Regions from separate parts of the Homo sapiens genome. Here region 2 is linked to region 1. A link is a loop called in an ENCODE intact Hi-C map of the cell type or tissue named here. Cell type or tissue: spleen. All regions are shown on one strand. Links, peaks and the distances in the headings refer to the core of each region. The heading gives the core; the rest is flanking DNA.

Region 1 (10,189 bases), core at 1,076-9,075:
CTTCAGGAAGCCAAGGCAGGATGATTGCTTGATCCCAGGAGTTTGAGACCAAATTCGGCAACATAATGAGACTTCATCTCTATGAAAAAGTTTTTTAATTAGCTGGGCGTGGTGGTGCACACCTGCAGTCCCAGCTAATTGGGAGGCTGAGGCAGGAGAATCCCTTGAGCCCAGGATGTTGAGGCAACAGTGAGCTATGATCACACCACTGCACTCCAGCCTAGGTGACAGAGCGAGACTCAGTCTCAAAACAAAAAACAAAAAAAAAAACATATTTCACAGTGATACAATATTATTAACTAATACACAGTTAATATTCAATGTCCCTTAATTGCCTAATCCTTACCTCCTAATCCTGTCCCTTACAGTTGGCACTAAAGGTTGGGTTATTCAGGAGTTCACACCAAGATGGATTGGGGGTACAAAATGTTTGTTTGTTTGTTTGTTTTTGAGACGGAGTCTGGCTTTATTGCCCAGGCTGGAGTGCAGTGGCGCCATCTCAGCTCACTGCAAGCTCTGCCTCATGAGGCATCTGTGCCTGGGAAAGGAAGCAGGACTGAGCAGAGGAAGAACTGCCACATGGGCCTGACACAGCCTCAGTCCACCCGATGGGGAAGCTCTGGAGTGAGAATTGCCCATCACATTGTCTTATATGGAGCCAGAAGGGCCTTGATGGCCCCTCCTGAATCAGTATGCATGGGGCTGACCTTGGGCAAGGCAGCTCTCCAGCCAAAGCAGATCCCGAAGAGCAAATAGCAGGGGCCGTCTGCTGGCCACATTCTCGGTAGGAGGCAGCCCGTTGCAGGGGTATCTGGGTGGCACACCTCCATATCTTCTGGATCCGATTGAGGGTCACATGTTACATTAAGTCATCACGTCTCTTCAGTCTCCTTTAAATTATAACATTTCTGTCTTAGTCCATTTGGATTGCTATAACAAAAATACCATAAATTGAGTGGCTCATAAACAACAGAACTGTATGTCTCCCAGTTCTAGAGGCTGGGAAGTCCAAGATCAAGGCACCAGCAGATTCAGTACCTGGTGAGGCCCTCTTCCTGGTTCATAGATGGCTGTCTTTTCACTATGTCTTCACATGGTGTAAGGGGTGGAGGATCTCTCTGGGGCCTCTTGTTTAAGGGCACTGATATGGTTTGGCTCTGTGTCCCCACCCAAATCTCATCTCAAATTGTAATCCCATGTGTCAAGGGAGAGACCTGGTTGGAGGTGATTGGATTATGAGGGTGGTTTCCTCCATGCTGTGCAGGTGAGTTCTCATGAGGGCCGATGGTTTTAAAGTGTGGCACTTCCCCATTGCTTGCTCTCTCTCCTCTGCTGCCATGTAAGACATGCCCTGCTTCCCCTTTGCTTTCCCCCATGATTGTAAGTTTCCTGAGGCCTCTCCAGCCATGTGGAACTGTAAGTCAAACCTCTTTTCTTTATAAATTACCCAGTCTCAGGTATTATCTTTAGAGCAGTGTGGAAACAGACTAATACAGACACTAATCCCATTCATAAAGACATCACTCTTGTGACCTAATTACCTACCAAAGTCCCCACCTCCAAATACCCTACAGTGGGGATTAGGTTTCAACATATTAATTTGGGGTACAGCAACACTCTGTCTATGGCAATTTCCCCTGCCTTTTTATCCTTTAGGAGATTAACATGTTTGAATGGCCCAGGCAGTTGTTTTGCAGAACATCCTCCTTTTGGATTTGTCTGATAACATGGAGCTTCCTAACTCACTTTGTTCAGTCCACAGTCTCCCTTCCATTTTAATACACGTTCCTGCCATGTAATACCTAGATGACAGTCAGACTTTCCTGATTACAGCCACTTCATCCACACCACTGTCCAATCCAGTACCACAGACTGCACCTGGTGGCTACCTTCCTTCTCTGTCTTTTAGTCCAGCACGGTGTTCCTTTTATGAGATGAAACATGGAGAGGCTGGGCCGCTTGTCTTGCAGGGCACCCCATGTTCTGGTTGCTTCCATGTGGTGTCATTTAGTTGGATCCCCTACTTAATGAATTCAAGTTACACATTTTTGGCTGGGCTGCATCACAGGTGGTGTACTTTGAGAATCACACACGAAGTGCTCTGTGAGCCTTGAAATACGAGTCTTTTACTGGGTTTCAAATGCTCACTGCTCCCTCTCCTAGCTCCACCATTTACCAGTTTCATAGGGAGGAGTGCGCCTATTCCTATCGCCGCATTCCCCAGCAGGGGGCTGTGAGAGGTGAGATGGAGGCTTAGGTGGGATGAGGGGTGGAAGGCAGTGAGGAAAGCCAGGGAGCCAGGAGATTTGCGTTCTCATCCTAACTCTGTCCTCACCTTTCTATGTGACTTTAAGTAAGCCCCTTGACCGCTTGTCCCTACAACACAAATAGAACGTTTCTTGCCCTGCCTACATTGGAGGCAGTGAACAGGATCCCATAGAGTGTAGACGTGGAAGCACTTTCCAAACCAGAGCACATCAGGGGTAAGGGACGCTTCCCACCAGGAGATCAGGGCAGGGGCCAGATCATCCTCGTGGCATGATTAGAGCTCGGTGGATCGTGTGGCTTTACAAGCCGCACGATTCCCTTCCTGACGTTCGGGACTTTCATTGTGCCAAGCAGATCCGCATCTCCTTCAGTCCTACCAGTGACCCCGGGTGTAGGAGGCCAACTCTCAGAGAAGGTCGCACCCAGCCTGCTACTGCCACAACTGCTAAGCCCAACCTCCCCTCAGGAACGGGCATGAGCTCGAGAGGCGGAAGTAAAAGGATTCAGATCCCTTGATTGAGCTCCAGGAACGAGGACTGGAAGCCGCCTCTGGCAGGGTGGCCGGGATTTGAGGTCAGCCCAGGCCAGCTTGGGTTGGATGTGGCTTCCCAGGGGTAGAGGGAGCAGCTCACACGTGCCAAGGATCCCACACAGCCTGGAAGCTGTCACTTCCCAGCTGCTGGACCTCAGGGAAGGAGGCCCAGAGAGTAGCCCAGGGAGGGTACAGCAGGCGGCGACTGTTTATGGACTGGGTGTTAAATGGCTGCAGAACATGGCAGCTTCAGGCCTCGGGGCCCAGGGAAAAGTTCGTTCCTGCTTCTACCCAGAGTTTTAGGTGGTGGAGAGGCTTGAAATGGGGAGTTACTGGCGTCTCTTAACCAGGCCTTCTGGGGGGTAAATATTGTGAATATTACTCCTGCCTGGAATAACCCTTCTAGGGTTTCCAACTAGAGGCACCTGGCCTGGTCAGACTTCCTCATTCAGCCAGTGTAATGGTGGTGTTGCTTTCAGATGGGCTTGAATGTGTTAGGCACTCTCCAGTTTGCCACAAGCACCACCACTCCCTACTGTCTCAGTTCAGTCCTGTGATCAGTTTTATTGCTGCCAGATTGTAGGACCCACCCTGCCCCTGGAAGAATTGAGGTTGCGAGCTCACAAGCAGGCGGTCCCCATTGCAACTCCTGCCTCTTTGGCCAGAAGCAGCCATGATCAGCCATTGTGAAAACCGAGACTGTGGTCCCAATAGGGGCCACCTTCCAAGCCTAAGTGCCTCTCCACCATAGTGCTGATCCCTGCCATCCCAGGACTTCAGATTGATCCTTGAGGCCAAATGTAGATTCCTTTGTGAAAGGAGATGGCCGTATTACCTCACTAACAGCTTAGCACCAATTGGTTAATAAAATACCAGGAGAGAGAAAGAGAGGAAATTGGCATCTATTAAGAGTTCACTCCGTGCTAAGTCCTGGATATACCATCCCACTTAGCCTCCCAGCACCACTGTAAGACAGGTGGTATCCCCATTGTACATATTGGAAAACCAAGGTTAGCTTCCCTTAAATTGCACAGACAGTAGAGCACAGCCAGTTTTTGAACCCGGATCTGAATGTGAGACTGTGCTTTTTCCTCTATCCACACTGTGTCGCCATAAGCACCTTCTGTGTGCCAGGCACAGGACTGGGCACAGTCTGTCCTTGCCCAGCTCCCAGTCTGGCAAAAAGGACTTCGTATGTGCACTCCGCCCTCATCCCTCTCCCAAAGCTCAAGCCAAGTTTCCAAAGAATGGCAGCTGCCACTAGGGGGATGGGAGGTTTTAGGTGAAATGCAACATGAATTACTTTGTTTCAATAGTTATATATTTAATATAAAATTGGGAGGCCGAGGCAGGCAGACCACGAGGTCAGGAGATCGAGACCATCCTGGCCAACATGGTGAAACCCTGTCTTTACTAAAATACAGAAATTAGCTGAGCGTGGTTGCGTGTGCCTGGCGTAATAGCTGGCGTAATTAGCTGGTGTAATCCCAGCTACTCGGGAGGCTGAGGCAGGAGGATTGCTTGAAACAGGGAGTCAGAGGTTGCAGTGAGCCAAGATCACACCATTGCACTCCATCCTGGGCGACAAGAGCAAAACTCCGTCTCAAAAAAAAATACAGTGAGTTCATCAAATACATGATTTCACAGACTGTGATAATTGTGATATAATAAAAAGTATATATTTTGGGTTTTGTCTCCAGCACCTAGCCAGAACTCCTAAAACCCGTGTAATTTCCTGAGTGGTAGGGATGCTAGATATATCTTTTGGTCTTATAAAGTTAGCCCTCCATATCCATGGGTCCCGCATCCATGGATTCAACCAATCTCTGATTGAAAATATTCAGAATAAAAAATGGGCTAGGTGTGGGTGTGGTGGCCCACACCTGTAATGCCAGCACTTTGGGAGGCCAAGGTGGGAGGATTCCTTAAGCCCAGGAGTTTGAGACCAGCCTGGGCAACAAAGGGAGTCCTCATCTCTATAAGAACTAAAGAAATTGGCTAGGCGTGTTGGCACATGCCTGTAGTCCCAGCTACTTGGGAGGATGAGGTGGGAGGATCCATTGAGCCCAGGAGGTCAAGGCTGTACTGAGCTGAGATCATACCACGGCACTCCAGCCTGGGTGACAGAGCAAGACCCTGCCTCAAAAACAAACAAACAACAAAAAAAGGATGGTTGCATCTGTACTGAACACTGTGTAGATCTTTGTTATTATTCCCTAAACAACACAGTATAACAACTATTTGCTTGTATTAGGTATAACTGATCTAAAGATTGTTTAAAGTATATGGGAGAATGTACATAGGTTATATGCAAATTCTACACCATTTTATATCAGGGAATTTAGCATCCATAGATTTTGGTTATAGTGGAGGGGGATCATCTGGAACCAATTCCCCATGAACACAGAAGGACAACTGTATTTGTCTTTGACTCTGGTTCCTGACACAGAGCTTCTAATCTCTTGGAACTTCCTGGTTGGTAGGAACATCTTTTGTTCTAACAAGATGACTCTGGATTGGTGCCAGGATGGGGCTGATCACCAGAGCCATGATTAGAGGCTTGGAACCTTGAACCTCACCCTCATCCTCTGAGTAGGGGAGAGGCTGGAGAGTGAGTTAAAAATCAATCATGCCTACGTGATGAAGCCTCCATAAAAACCCCTGAGCTGCAGGGTTTGGAGAGCTTCCCGGGTGGTGAACACATCCACATGCTGGGAGGACGGCACCCCCCAGCTCCACGGGGACAGACATTCCCGAGCGCAGGACCTTTCCAGACCTCACCCTATGTGCCTCTTCATCTGGATGTTCATCTGTATCTGTTGTAATATCTTTTTTTTTTTTCTTGAGACAAGGTCTCATTCTTTCACCCAGGCTGCAGTGCAGTGGCATGATCACGGCTCACTGCAGCCTCAGCCTCCCCAGGCTCAGATGATCCTCCCACCTAAGCCTCCCAAGTAGCTGAGACTACAGGCGCATGCCAACACGTCTGGCTAATTTTTGTATTTTTTGTAGAGACGGGGTTTCGCCATGTTGCCCAGGCTGGTCTCCAACTCTTGGACTCAAGCAATCCACCCGCCTCAGCCTCCCAAAGCGCTGGGATTACAGGCGTGAGCCACCATGCCCAGCCAATTGTAATATCCTTTATAATAAGCTAGTAATCATGCTTCTCTGAGTTCTGTGAACCATTCTGACAAATGATTGAATCTAAGGAGGGGGTTTTGGGAACCTCTTATCTATAGCCAAGTGGGACAGAAGCGTGGGTAACCTGGGGACCCACGACCTGCAGTTGGTGTCTGACATGGGAAATGGTCTTATGGAATAATGCAGCAGCCCTCCACCTGTGGGAATTGGGTTGAGTTACTGGATGCCCAGTTGGTATCTGCAGAGAATTGGAGAATTGCTTAGTGTGGAAAAACCCACATATTTGGTGCCAGAAGTTCTGTTTGAGCTGTGGAAGAGAATTGGAATTTTCCCTGCACACAGACATTGCTTCAGATGAGGCCACAATAGTTGGCCATACCAGGCCTGAGTAAACGCCAGGAGACAGGAGAGGACATTGCTCTGTGGGACCTACTGGGCCACAGTAGTCCTACTGGGCATGAGCTCACGCCATCTCCTCTGCCAACCTTCCTGCCCTCCGCAGGGCTGCTGAAAACAAGACCTCCAGCTGGCCTTCTTCAAGTCCACAACGTTTCTGACTCATTCCTGGTCAAATCAGGTGGCCTCATCCTCACCCCCAGGACTGTTTCCCAGCCACTGTCTCAGGTCAGTGGATGAGACTCGGGAAGGAGGCCAGGGTCTTTGGGACACCTTCAGTGTCCAGGAAAATGCAGGCTTTAAAAGGAAGTCACCAAGAGATCCCCATTCCCTGTGCTGGGAACCCCATTTGGCAAATACACACAGACACACACATGCACACAGACACACACAGAGACGCACACAGACACACACAGACACACATAGAGACACACACAGACACTCACACAGAGACACACACAGACACACACACACGGATACACACACAGACACAAACAGACACACACACACCCTCTCAGACACACACACACCCTCACAGAGACACACACAGACACACACACACAGATACACACACAGACACAGACACACACACACCCTCTCAGACACACACACACCCTCACACATAGAGACACACACAGACACACACACATGGATACACACAGACACACACACCCCCTCTCACACAGACACACACCCTCACACAGACACACACAGACACATAGACACACACACCCTCTCACACAAACACACACAACACACCCTTACACATAGACACAGAGACACACACAGACACACACACAGACACACCCTCACACATACAGACACAAACAGATACACACACAGACACACACAGATACACACATATACACCCAGCCCCTACCATCGTCACCTTCTCAGAAACTACAATACAATTAGGGCAGCATTCTGGGAATTAGGAAAATTAGATCCTTGGAAAGGGAAATAGCTGTAAGTGATTGAGAGCAATTTTCCTGACAAGAACTCATGGGAGGCAGAGATTTCAGTTAATTCAAAGAAGAAAGCGAGGTCTTCTCTGGGCTGGGGCATCACTGCCAAAGCACCCCCAGTGGCCCCCAAGCAATGAGATTTCCAAACCCCACTGCAGATGCTTCCTTTCCTGAAGAAAGTGAGCTGGGCTCCCAAGGAGTGTGGCAGAGGCTAAGGAGGGAGAAGAATGAAAGAAAGACAGTTACTCCTCCAACTAGAATGAGTGAAAATAAAAACCAATAAAAAGAAAGAGGCAGAGAAAGTTGCTCCTTAAAAAGTCAGCTTCCAGGACAGGCCAAGTAATAAGAAGAGCTGACATTTAGGGGGCAATTGCCCCCAAGCCCCAGCCCCTGTTCTTTTTTTTTTTTTTTTTTTTTTTTTTTTGAGACGGAGTCTTGCTCTGTTGCCAGGCTGGAGTGGAGTGGCGTGATCTCAGCTCACTGCAACCTCCGCCTCCCGGCTTCAAGCAATTCCCCTGCCTCAGCCTCCTGAAGAGCTGGGATTACAGACGCGTGCCACCACGCCTGGCTAATTTTTTGTATTTTAGTAGAGACGGGCTTTCACCATGTTGGCCAGGATGGTCCCGATCTCCTGACCTTGTGATCCGCCCGCCTCTGCCTCCCAAAGTGCTGGAATTACAGGCGTGAGCCACCGCTCCTGGCTGCCAACACCAGCGCCTGTTCTAAGCCCCGTACAATGACCCTGTAGGATAGGTTCTGGCATTTTCCATCCCCATTGTACAGACAAAGGAACTGAGGCTCAGATGGGGCTCAATTACTTGCCCTAGGTCCCCCAGTGAGAGAGAAACTTCTACTGTACTGAATTTTGGAAGCTCTAACAAAGACTTAAGCATGCCCACTTCGCTGGAAGTGCACCATTAGGAACTTAGCCAAAAATTCCACTAAAAGGCAAATTATTGACTCCATTTTCAGCCCTTAAGACCTCTAGGCTGAGGATAGGATGGACGAAGGGCACAAAAGCCAGTGCAACCTGCCTTACCTGGAGATACTGATGGCAGCAGGAAGGCAGAGCGGTGGGCTGCACACTCCATGGAGCCGGTGGGAGCCCCATCCCTTCTGAGCTGGGGCAGTAGCTCCCTGGGTGCCGCTGCAGCTGCCCAAACCGTGGCTGCAGACCCAGACCTCCTGCTCTACGAAGCAGGCAAACGCCCCGCCCTCCTGGGCAGGGTTACAGCCACCCAAACTGCGGCTGTGGATCCAAGACTCGCTGTGCTCTTGAAGGGGGCCCGGGAGCAGGCAGGATCTGCCCTTGCGGGTGCAGCTGCAGTCCCCCAAACTGTGGCTGCAGACCTGGGCCTCCCGCTTCACAGAGCAGGCCGGAGCCGGGGACAAGCGGGAGTCCTGCCCCTTCCAGGTTGGTGGGACAGGAGCTCCTGGATGCAGCTGCGGCCACCCTCCCAGGCACAGGCCCAGTGCATCTCTGCAGCCTGCGTCCTCAAGGCGGCTGGGGAAGACCGCCCAGCCTCCTGTCCCTGCTCCTGCTGCCTGGTTTCTCTCCCGTCCTGGCGCCCACTCCGATACTGGAGCAGGGCTTAGGGCCGAGCCCCAGGGGTCATGAATGGCAGCAGGAGGCAGACAGATTCCTGGGTGGAAGCGGGGGACCCCAGTAAGGCCCCACCTTCAGGCCAGAGAGGGCCTGAAGGCTGGGGGCTGGGCTGCCAGTCCTGCGGACCTGAGTGCGGACTCATGGTGCCTCTTCCAGGCCCACCCATGGCCACCCATGGACCAGTGGGCATGCACTTCCTCCCCTCTGAGCGACATAAAAGCCCTGGGCTCAGCCAGAGCAAGAGAGAGGATGGCCAGAGCAGGGCAGAGAAGGTGAAGGACAGAGAGAGGACAGGAAGACCAGCTACAGAGAGAGGCTATCCTTTCTGCTCAGAGCTTCAGAGACCTGCAGAGACGTGGGAATAACCAGCCTCCTGGAGAGGAGCTACCCTTTCCAGGGCCTCCTCTCTGCTGAGAGCTGAACTGGATGGGCAACCTGCCTACAGAGATGAGCTACCCACTGCGGATCTCCCGAGCTGTTTTAACACTAAATAAAGCTTCTCTTTGTCTTCTTCATCCTTCACTTGTCTGAGTACCTCATTTAGAACTCAGGTGAAGGCCCATGAGCCACAGAAGTTTCCAGGAAGAATATCAACATCCTCCTCAAAGATCCCTTAACAATATCAGTAATCTTAGGACTCCCTTTCCCCAGAAGGGACAGCCCAAGAATGAAAGACACCCAAAGGGAAGGAGAGCCAAAGCCCTCGCACCCCAGAATACCACAGCGGTGGCCCCAGCAGCATTACTGGCGTCTGCTCCCCACCAGGCCTGGCCATGGCTTCCTTGGTAGCCTGCATCCTTGCAAGCAAATGATCTGCCTGCAGTGCACAGAAAGGAAGCCCGGATGAGCGAGGGCATGGCTTTCCTTCCCTCCCAACCGGTAAGGAAGGCCAGGAGAGACCTGTACTGTTCACCTCCATGTTCCTTGTGCCAAGAGAGTGTGTTTTGAAGTGAATTAAGGTGCCCTCGAAGACTAGAAAACAGGGAGGGATGGGCATAGTGGCTCACACCTGTAATCTTAAGGTTTTGGGAGGCCAAGGCAGGAGGATTGCTTGAGCCCAGAAGTTTGAGACCTGCCTGGGCAGCATGGTAAAACCCCGTGCCTACAAAAAAATATATATAAATTAGCTAGGCATGGAGGCTCATTCCTGTAGTCCCAGCTACCTAGGAAGCTGAGGCGGGATGATTGCTTGAGCCCAAGAGGTCAAGGCCATGTGGCTATGATCATGCCATTGCACTTTAGCCTGGGCGACAGAGCAAAACCCCGCCTCAAGAAAATTAA
Region 2 (10,189 bases), core at 1,309-9,308, 65 kb before region 1:
CTTTCACTTCTGTACTCAATTTATTGTGCTAAATTTGACAGTGGTTCTTAGAAAATTTTATATATGTAGCATAGAGTGAGCAATCGTTTGGAAAGTGGTGGGGGAAAGAGAAGAATGATTCTCTTTTGCTGTAATGAGTGTTTTAAATGCCGTTTTTCCCTAAGATGGACAAAATATTGGAATCAAGCATATTCCTGCAACCCAGTGTGGCATTTGGGTTCGAACCAGCAATGGAGGTCATTTTGCTTCGCCAAATTATCCTGACTCATATCCACCAAACAAGGAGTGTATCTACATTTTGGAAGGTATTTGAACGATTTCTTTTATTGGATGAATTTTTACTTTATTGTAAAACTAAATATGTTGGTAAAATGACCTATGTAAACCAGTTTGAATGAAATTTAAACATGTATTTGAATTAAACTGTAGTAATGATAAGTATTTCTGCATATTGAATACATTAACAAGATACTAGCAGAAATGTTAGGGGAAGTTTGAATCTCCCAAAGTATAATTCAACTACGTACATTAGTATGTATGAAAAACTTCTTTCTCTGATAAGAAACTTAAACTTACTGGCATCCCTTATAAGGCTTAATTCAAATTTATGTCCACATAAGTGAGTTCTTTTCATTTCTTCTGTTTATTTTTCTGTGTATTGTGGTACGTTGTATCTTGAACTAAGTATTAGCTTCTTGACTCTTCAGTTTGAATCACTCAAAAATATTTAATTTAGTAGATAGCATATGCCAATGGAAAAGATTACTATAGTTCTACAGAGTAGCATTATTTTTAATGTAAGATACATTTATCATGACTTGTATAGCAATTCTCACTAAGACCTTTGTCTATGAAGCAGTTAGCAGAACAGTTATTCTGCTTTTCTCATTTGTGTCAATACATTTATATTCTTTCTTGTTTGTGTTGTCCTGATTTGCTTACTCTTATTTTCTAGCTGCTCCACGTCAAAGAATAGAGTTGACCTTTGATGAACATTATTATATAGAACCATCATTTGAGTGTCGGTTTGATCACTTGGAAGTTCGAGATGGGCCATTTGGTTTCTCTCCTCTTATAGATCGTTACTGTGGCGTGAAAAGCCCTCCATTAATTAGATCAACAGGGAGATTCATGTGGATTAAGTTTAGTTCTGATGAAGAGCTTGAAGGACTGGGATTTCGAGCAAAATATTCATTTATTCCAGGTAAAGAATAAGTTATCTTTTAAGTGGTTGGGCATCTCACTCTAACTCTGATTTTAGAATCTTAAGGTTAGAAAAGAGATTAATTTGGTCAAGTTAATCAAATCAAGATTTTAAACAAATTAGCAAAGTCAAAGGGAAATTAGTCCATGAACAAATAAGAAGTTAATAGAAATTGGACATAGAAACGTATCACTTGAATTTTGAAGCATATCAGAGATGGTGCCACATTTTCTTAGATTTTTTTCTGTCTTATAGCACATGCTCAGGCTAACATTTAAAATACATTTAAAAATAAATAATTTTAAAAATAATTCAACAAATTGTCTTGTTTTCAGAATTCCCACAAAAATTGTTTTGTATGATTTTTCTCATTTAGCTGTTAGAATTAACCACTCAACTGAATGAATACTCTAGAATATATTGAGCAATAGAAAGAATACTGCTCTGCACTTGGATGTCAAAGATCTGGGTTTGAATTCTTTCTCTGCCTCCTAATAGCTGTAAGACGATTAAGCACAGAATTATGTTTGAGATTGGCCATTAGTAAAATGGGAATGCCTGCTGTGTTAGTTTATTGATGCTGCCATAACTAATTACCTCAAATTTGGCCACTTCAGACAGCAGAAACTGATTTTCTTGCCGTTGGGGAGACCAGAAGTCCAAAATTGAGCAGGGCCTCACTCCCTCTAGGAACCTGGGGGAGAATCCGGTCTTTGCTCCTTCCAGCCTCCAGTGCATGCCCCAGCATTGCTGGGCTGTGGCTGCATCACCTCAGTCTCAGCCTCCCTCTTCACAGCTCTTTCTACTCTTTTCAAGATCCTTAACCTAATGGCATCTTTTGTCTTGTAATATTTACTCTTTTAAAAAACTATATGTGTGTGTGTGTGTGTATAGATACATATATAAGTGCACCCTACTACTCACAGGTTATGGGGAATCCAATGTGTGTATATTGGGGGGCTACTGTACCATCAGCCTGCTCCACCGTGTTACCTGCCCCACAGTAGGTGAGAACACTCTGAGAACTGTAAAGCCCTGTCCAGTATGGCGTGTACATATCCCTAATGCAGAAACAGATGTGCAAGTTATTGTTCCTGTCTTCACCAAGCTTACACACTAACAAGATGAAAAAATAACAGTAAGACAACTGCATGATCTTTTTGCTTTTATTTTTCGTGCAAGAAATTTAATTGGAAAAAATTAAAACATTGAAATGAAAAGAAAATATCCATAATCCTTCCACCCTGTATATAAAATCAGTGTGAACAATTTGGTGTATATCCCTTCCAGTGTTTTTCTATATCTGTTTCTTTTGTTTGTTACACAAGATTGGGATTATGGTACACATATAACTTTATTATCTGCTTTTTTGCCTGAAAAACAGATGTTTGCCTGTTAGTACTTATGTAGGAAATTTTAAGCTTGGCTTCAGTGTTTATCTGCTCTTTTTAAAAATTTTTTTCTATATTCTCCATAGCCAACCAAGTATTTATTTGCACAATACCAAAAGGATATTTCCAAAAAGTAAACATTGTCTAATAGACTTTATTTTTTAGAACAGTTTTAGGTTCACAGCAAAATTACACAGGAAGTAGAGTTACCATAAGCCTCCTGCCTCCCTTTCCATCAGCATCTTGCACGAGAGTGGTGCATTTGTTACTAATGATGAGCCAACATCCATGCATCATTATCACCCAAAGCCTGTAGTTGACATTAGGGTTCACTCGCAGTAGGGTGTGCTCTGTGAGTTTTGACAAATGCATGATGACATGTATCCGCCCTTACAGAACCATACAGAACAGTCCCACTGCTCTAACAGTGCCCCGTGCTCTGCCTGTTGGTCCCTCCCTTTCCCCAAACCACTGGCAATCGCTGATCTCTTCAGTATCTCCCTAGTCTTGCTATTTCCAGAATGTCATGTAACTGGAATTATACAGTATGGAGCCTTTTCCAGTTAGCAATATGCATATAAGTTTCCTCCATGTCTTTTTGTGGCTTAATAGCTCATTTTTTACACCAAATAATACTTCATTGTCTAGATGTACCATGGTTTGTGTATTCATTCTACTGAAGGACATCTTGATTGCTTCCACATTGTGGCAATTATGAATAAAGCTGCTATTCATGTGCAGGTTTTTGTGTGGACGTGAGTTAATTCATTTGAGTAAATTCTAATACATGCCACAACATGGATGAACCTTGAAACATTATGCTAAGTGAGATAAGCCAGACGCAAAAGCACAAATATGACTCCATTTATATAAGGTATTTAAAGTAGTAACATTCATAGAAACAGAAAGTGGAATGGTTATCAGGGTATGTGGGGGAAGGGGGAAGGGGAGTTAATGTTTAATGGGTGTAGACTTTCAGCTTGGGATGATTAAAAATTCTGAAAATAAAAAAATGGTGATGGTTGTACAACATTGTAAATGTGCTTAATGCCACTGAATTGTAAACTTAAAAATGGTGGAGCCAGGCGTGTGGTGCACACGTGTCATTCCAGCTACTCGGGAGGCTGAGGCTGGAGGATTGCATGAGCCCAGAAGTTCAAAGTTATAGTGAGCTATGATCACACCACTGCACTCCAGCCTGGATGACAGAGCAACACCCTGTCTTAAAAAAGATCAACATTATGAATTTTATGTTATGTATAATTTACCACAATTAAAAAATAGTAGCAGCCAGATGTGGTGGCTTACACCTGTAATCCCAGCACTTTGGGAGGCTGAGGTGGGTGGATCACATGAGGTCAGGAGTTTGAGATCAGCCTGGCCAACATGGCAAAACCCCGTCTCTACTAAAAATACGACAGTTAGCTGGGCGTGGTGGTGCACGTCTGTAATCCCACCCACTCAGGAGGCTGAGGCAGGAGAATCGCTTGAACCTGGGAGGTGGAGGTTGCAGAGAGCCAATATTACACCACTGTACTCCAGCCTGGGCAACAGAGCAAGAATCTGTCAGAAAAAAAAAAAAAACTAGTAGCTAGTAAGCTGTTTTTTCACAGTGGCAGGGAAAAGAAAGAAAGACAGGATATCCTGCCTTGTGAAATAGTCCACAGGAGTTTGAGAACCAATAGTTTATATCAAAATGACTGATTGGATTAAATTGGTCAGCTATTTTATTTTTATTAACTAAATCAACTAACTGAAGTAATTGAAACATTAGTGTCATGAAGATACTGTTAGAATAGATGGTGGCTGCACATAAGTTTAGACTACTTGACAGAAAAAGACATCCAAAGAATACTCTTATTTGAATAATGTTTTTAAATATTTAAAGACAAAGTCAGCCAACTTCATATGTAAAGATACTTACTTTGGAGTCAAGTAGCTCTTTTTCCTCTATTCATGTTATAGATCATGAGAGCAACTTTAAATGGCCTATAGTTAAAATATAGACAAAGTATAATAAAATGCTTAGGATTTCTAGAGTTTATCACCTTTCATTTGCATTTTATAGTGCTTCACAGTTTTGATAGACATTATGTTTAATTTTGTGCTAATGACTAATGTCAGGAGGATTATGTAATATTTTATTTTACAGATGAGGAAACTGAGTCAGATTAAGTGATTTTCTTGGTTCATAGAATGGCAAATCCAGGACTAGATTGCATTTCACTAGGCAATACTTCCTACTCTATCATGTTGCCTTTATAATGTGGATGAGGTCACATTGGAGAAAAGCCTTATTAAAATGTGGATGAGGAGTCCACAATTTTATCACTAAAAGAGAAAACCAACACATGTCAAAATAAATAGGCAATGCATAATTAGCTAAATATGTCTGTCTGATGTTATTTCAAGTCATGTTAATAAAATAAATTTTGTCTAGGAGGTGGTAAATCTGGAAGAAACCTATTAACAATGGTGAGAAGTTCATTTTTTTTAATGAAATTCTCTACTGAGGGAGAGGCTCTTAATGGGTTGTTAGTTCCTGGACATAACTGAGATAATTATGGACATTTTAATGCAATAATGACAATATCCTAGATTTCTGGAATACATATGAAATAGTTCTGATTAATCTGCCAGACAGTTCCTGTGATTCCCCTCCGCCATGCCGTTTAAGATTTAAATTTCACTTTGACATTTCTCTGCAAAAGAGCAGAAGTGTCTATTGTCCTCTTTCAGCAAGGATGAGTTTTGTTTATAAAGTTAAAAAAAAAAGTTGCTGAGATATATTCTACATAAGCTAATAATTTTTTTCCACTTTTTAAAATATGTAATTTGATAACTTCCTAAAGTATCTGGAATTAAAAACAACAGTTTTAACAGGAATTGAGTCTCTAGTTGTACACAATTAAATTGCGTATTGAAATAGATTTTCCAGTCCGGGTGCAGTGGCTCATGCCTGTAATTCCAGCACTTTGGAAGGCCGAGGCAGGCAGATCACAAGGTTGGGAGTTTGAGACCAGCCTGACCAACATAGTGAAATTCTGCCTCTACTAAAAATATAAAAAATTAGCTGAGCGTGGTGGCAGACACCTGTAATCCCAGCTACTCGGGAGGCTGAGGCAGGAGAATTGCTTGAACCCGGGAAGCAGAGGTTGCAGTGAGCCGAGATTGTGCCACTGTACTCCTGCCTGGGCAACAGTGTGAAACTCCATCTCAAAAATAAACAAAAATAAATAGATTTTCCAGAAATCTGAGACATTTTAGACAACCCAGCAATTTTTTTTATTCTGGCTGTTAGGTATATACACAGGTTCTATCTGAACTTTAAAATAATTTTTTAAAGATACCTGTGTTTATAATTTCTAAAACTTTATTTTTATTGTGGTAAAAAATATACATAACAAAATTTACCCTTTAACCTTTTTTTTTTTAAGACTCATTTTGTCACCTAGGCTGAAGGGCAATAGTGCTGTCTCTGCTGTCTGCAGCCTCAACCTCCTGGGCTCAAAAGATCCTCCCAGGTCAGCTTCCCAAGTAGCTGGCACTACAGGCATGAGCCACCATGCCTAGCTCTCTTTAACCATTTTTAAGTGTGTAATTCAGTGGCGTTAAGTACATTCACAGTATTATGCAACTATTACCACCATCCATTTAAGCCGAAGTTTAGAAGACAAATTGTAATATGATTCAGCAGAAAGGAACTTCATTCCTTTTTAAGGCCAAATAATATTCTGGTATATTGTATATGTGATGTTCCGTTTACCTGTTCAACTCTGACAGTTGATGTGAGTTTGCAAGTAGCATAAATAAATTATTCACTATGGAATCAAAAATATAAACGTGATTAAATAAATGTCAATCCTGTAAGCGAGCTCCTAAATGACCAATGATATGTAGTTTTCACCAATGAAAGCTTCTCTTACCTTGCTATGAAATGGAACGTTAGATGTAATGTAAGACATCGAGGATTAAAGTAACTATCTCAGTACCAATGACTTTCTTCTTTTTTCTGTTACAGATCCAGACTTTACTTACCTAGGAGGTATTTTAAATCCCATTCCAGGTTTAGTATATTACCACTTGTTCCTCTTGGCATTTTTGATTAGTCTTATGTTCCTTTGAACACCTTTCATGTATTCCTTCCAGATTGTCAGTTCGAGCTCTCGGGAGCTGATGGAATAGTGCGCTCTAGTCAGGTAGAACAAGAGGAGAAAACAAAACCAGGCCAAGCCGTTGATTGCATCTGGACCATTAAAGCCACTCCAAAAGCTAAGGTATTATTATGTATTGAGTCGCTTCAGAGAAGAACATCATGATAAGGCATGATTTGCAAAATGTGTAATTTTGGTTTGTGTAAATATTTATTGACTACATAAACTGATACTGCAACTTTTTAAAATGTATTTTATTTCACTTACTTTATTGGCATCTACTAAGATCCCAGCATTATTATAGTTAAATAAACTGAAATTTCTGAAATTCTTCAGGAATATTACATATATATTAAGATTCTCAATTATAAAAGATTAAGATTCTTAAGACCTGTCAGTTCCCAATTGGTGAGTGTGCATACTGATCAGTATGATTATAGATTCATTAACAGCTTTATGAGGAAGAAAATAGGCTACAAGAGGTGAAAATGTGTTCTCAAAAGTTACAGAGTTGGTCGTAGCAATCTAAAAGCGAAAACCCAAATGTGTCGAGTCTGTTCTTACCCTGCCATCCTCTGCTACTCATGGGGTGCTTTTATTGGAAAGAACTGCAGGGAAGGATGTTTTTAAATAACTCTGACAGATTGAGATTGGATACTTTTGCATTTAATGTATACTTCTAGGAATATCAACAGAGTTAAAATTATATTTAATGCGTATTATGTAAAAAGAGGGAAAAGAGGAGAGAGTGAGGGTGGGAAAACATACCTCTCAAGAATCATGAAAATCAGATTTAAAGATTGGGTAATATGATAGATAAGGTAACCTGAAAACCCATCTGCTAGAAGACACATGGAAACATTGGGTAAAATATGACAAATAATTATTTTAAAAGCATATGTGTAAGCTCCAGGAAGGAGAAAAAGAGGGTAATGCTTATGGATGAGAAATGAAGAGAGAGAACTGTAGATTAATAAACTGAAATTGATGTTACAGATGCCCCTGGCTGACTTTTATAACCTGTTACTGCACAGGGGTAGACATACTGGGAGCTTCCTTTTAATTCCCATACTGAGAAAAGAAGAGTCCTGGGGTTCACATGGCCTTTGTGAGACTCACATGAAGCTGGAGCCCTCAAAGGGAGGCAACTCACATGAAAGCATAGATTAGAAAAAATGTTTCACTACCACATGCTGATGACAAAGAAGCTTGTTTTTCTGGGTTTAGTCTCAGGGTGGGGTTGGAGGTGAGGCTGGGGTCCCCCCTAGCTTTATACTTAGAAACCCTGCCTTTATTAGGGTTTGAGAAATGAATTTACATTCCCTGCTCAACCCAGGAGTCATGAAGTCCAAAGACTGACAGAATGGTCCTGGGTGCATTAAACCTTTGAGTCACCTGGCAAAAATAAATCTAAAAGTCACCAAGAAAGCTGCAGGGTTGGCATGGATAAAACACTGCTGCAGGTCAGCTCACAGCCCGCAGATTCTAAAACCCCTATGCTCACAGCCCACCATGGGTACGAGTTCACCGACATAACACACAGGAAGGAGTTCCTTAGATCCCCAAGAATTTGAGTGTTTCACGTATCCTACAAGAAGGAAACAGAGATGAGAAAGAAAAATGACCACGTCCATTTTTAAAATAACCAAATAGGAGGTCTATAAGTTAAAAGTATGGCTATTAAAAGATGTGTCTGAGGAAATTACCCAGAGTGTATCGCTGGAAGAGGTGGCAGTTTATTGGGATTTTCCATAACTGATACTCTGTAGTGTGTAAGTCTGATGCCCGGATGTTGACGCACACATGTGACGTGCGCCTCCCTCCAGCCTTGTTACCATGTCGGCACATTGCCTATCTGACATGAAAAGGAAAAAAAAGAAAAAAAAAATTTCAAGAACTAATGAAAAGCATGACACAGGGTGACTCCCAAGCAGGAAAAAAAAATTTAAGTGACACTGACATTGTACCCCACAGACAAGGAGAAAAGTTATTAAACAATAGAGAAAATAGTCTACAAAAGGATGCTATTAAGATTGACACCAGAATTATCAATAGCAAAATAGAAGCCTGAAGACAATAGAATAATGTCTTCATAGTGTTAAGAGTGTTCATTGTCATTTAAGAATGAAGGCAGTGGCCAGGATGTGGGGATGATTAATGGGTACAAAAGTATAATTAGATAGAATTAATATCTGGTATTTGATAGCACAACACAGTGACTACAGTCAACAATTTATTGTACAGTTTAAAATAAGCATAATTGGGTTATTTGTAACACATGATAAATGCTTGAGATGATGGATCCCCCATTTATCCTAATGTAATTATTATGCACTGTATACCTATATCATGATAGCTCATGTACCCTATAAATACATATAGCTATTATATACCCATAAAAGTAAAAAATAAAAGAATGAGGACAAAATTAAGATGTTTCTCTGCAAAGTAATAAATGAATTAAATGCTACAGTTAAAATCCAAATATATCTTGTTTATGGGATAATTACAGGAAAATTTGAAAATACAAAACTAGGAAAGAAATAACAGACAAATGTCAAAAAAGAGCTGATGTAACTATTAAAACAAATCAAGAATGTCTCTATCTCACTAGATAAATCTCAGGTATTAATATAGCCTTAAAATGCACAAAACAGGTTGTTGATTGTCAAGGAAAATTGACAGATCCATAACATAGTTGGTAATTTTTTTTTACTTCTTAGTAATTAACAGTTCAAGCATACAAAAAGTTAATATGGCTCAAAAGATTTAAATTACACAGTATGTGCTTAATGGACACAGTATCTTGCTCCCAACATCCAGAAAATAGGCATTCTCTACTAGCATTCATAAAACATTCATCAAAACAGATACACGTGCTCAGCTAACAAAGGAAGTCTGAACATATATGCAGAGCATCATGTGACAGAAATGCAATTAAACCAGAAATCAGCAACCAAAGATTACTTTAAAACTCCATATGTTTGGAAATATAATAATATACTACTTAGTAATTTGTAAGTCACAGAAGAAATCAGTATGGAAATTTGAATACATTTAAAATGCATTAATGAAAATACTACATTTAAAAAAACTGCGGTACAGCTAAAACAGTACTTTGAGAAAAAAGACTGAAATTTAATAAGTTAAGACTCAAGAAGTTAAAAGAAAAACAAATCCAAAGAAAGGGCAATCATAAAACAGAAATTAAAAAAAAAAACGAAGATACAAAAAGAATAAATCAGTGAGGCCTGACATCGGCTCTTTGTAAAAGGTAACAACAGGCAGACTTATGCCAAGATTGATCTAGAAAAAAAAAGACATAAATAGGCCGGGTGCAGTGGTTCACGCCTGTAATCCCAGCACTTTGGGAGGCCGAGGCAGGCAGATCACGAGGTCAGGAAATCAAGACCATCCTGGCTAACATGGTGAAACCCCAT

What was found. A loop is a pair of places that touch in the nucleus more often than their neighbours do. Peaks named below come from ENCODE experiments on the same cell type or tissue, not always from the same donor. Only the 100,000 strongest peaks of a DNase experiment are listed, where the experiment ranks them.
Region 2: it touches region 1 in a loop (2.1-fold over the local background); 2 of 110 quality-filtered maps call a loop at or near these places.

What each region holds. Positions count from the first base shown.
Region 1 is chr16:47,054,031-47,064,219 of GRCh38, reverse strand. No RefSeq gene overlaps it. Among named protein-coding and RNA genes, the nearest start is that of NETO2, 85 kb to the left of the region's middle. In spleen, for the core only: no CTCF peak of the experiment used is centred there; DNase peaks (open chromatin) are centred at 2,749, 3,979 and 5,349; H3K27ac peaks cover 687 bases.
Region 2 is chr16:47,119,340-47,129,528 of GRCh38, reverse strand. It overlaps NETO2 (neuropilin and tolloid like 2), which reads left to right. Exons shown (of 9, transcript NM_018092.5): 3 at 165-305; 4 at 956-1,204; 5 at 6,617-6,661; 6 at 6,745-6,872. LOC124903806 (small nucleolar RNA U13) reads left to right here and starts at 8,508; the gene lies at 8,508-8,610. In spleen, for the core only: no CTCF peak of the experiment used is centred there; no DNase peak of the experiment used is centred there.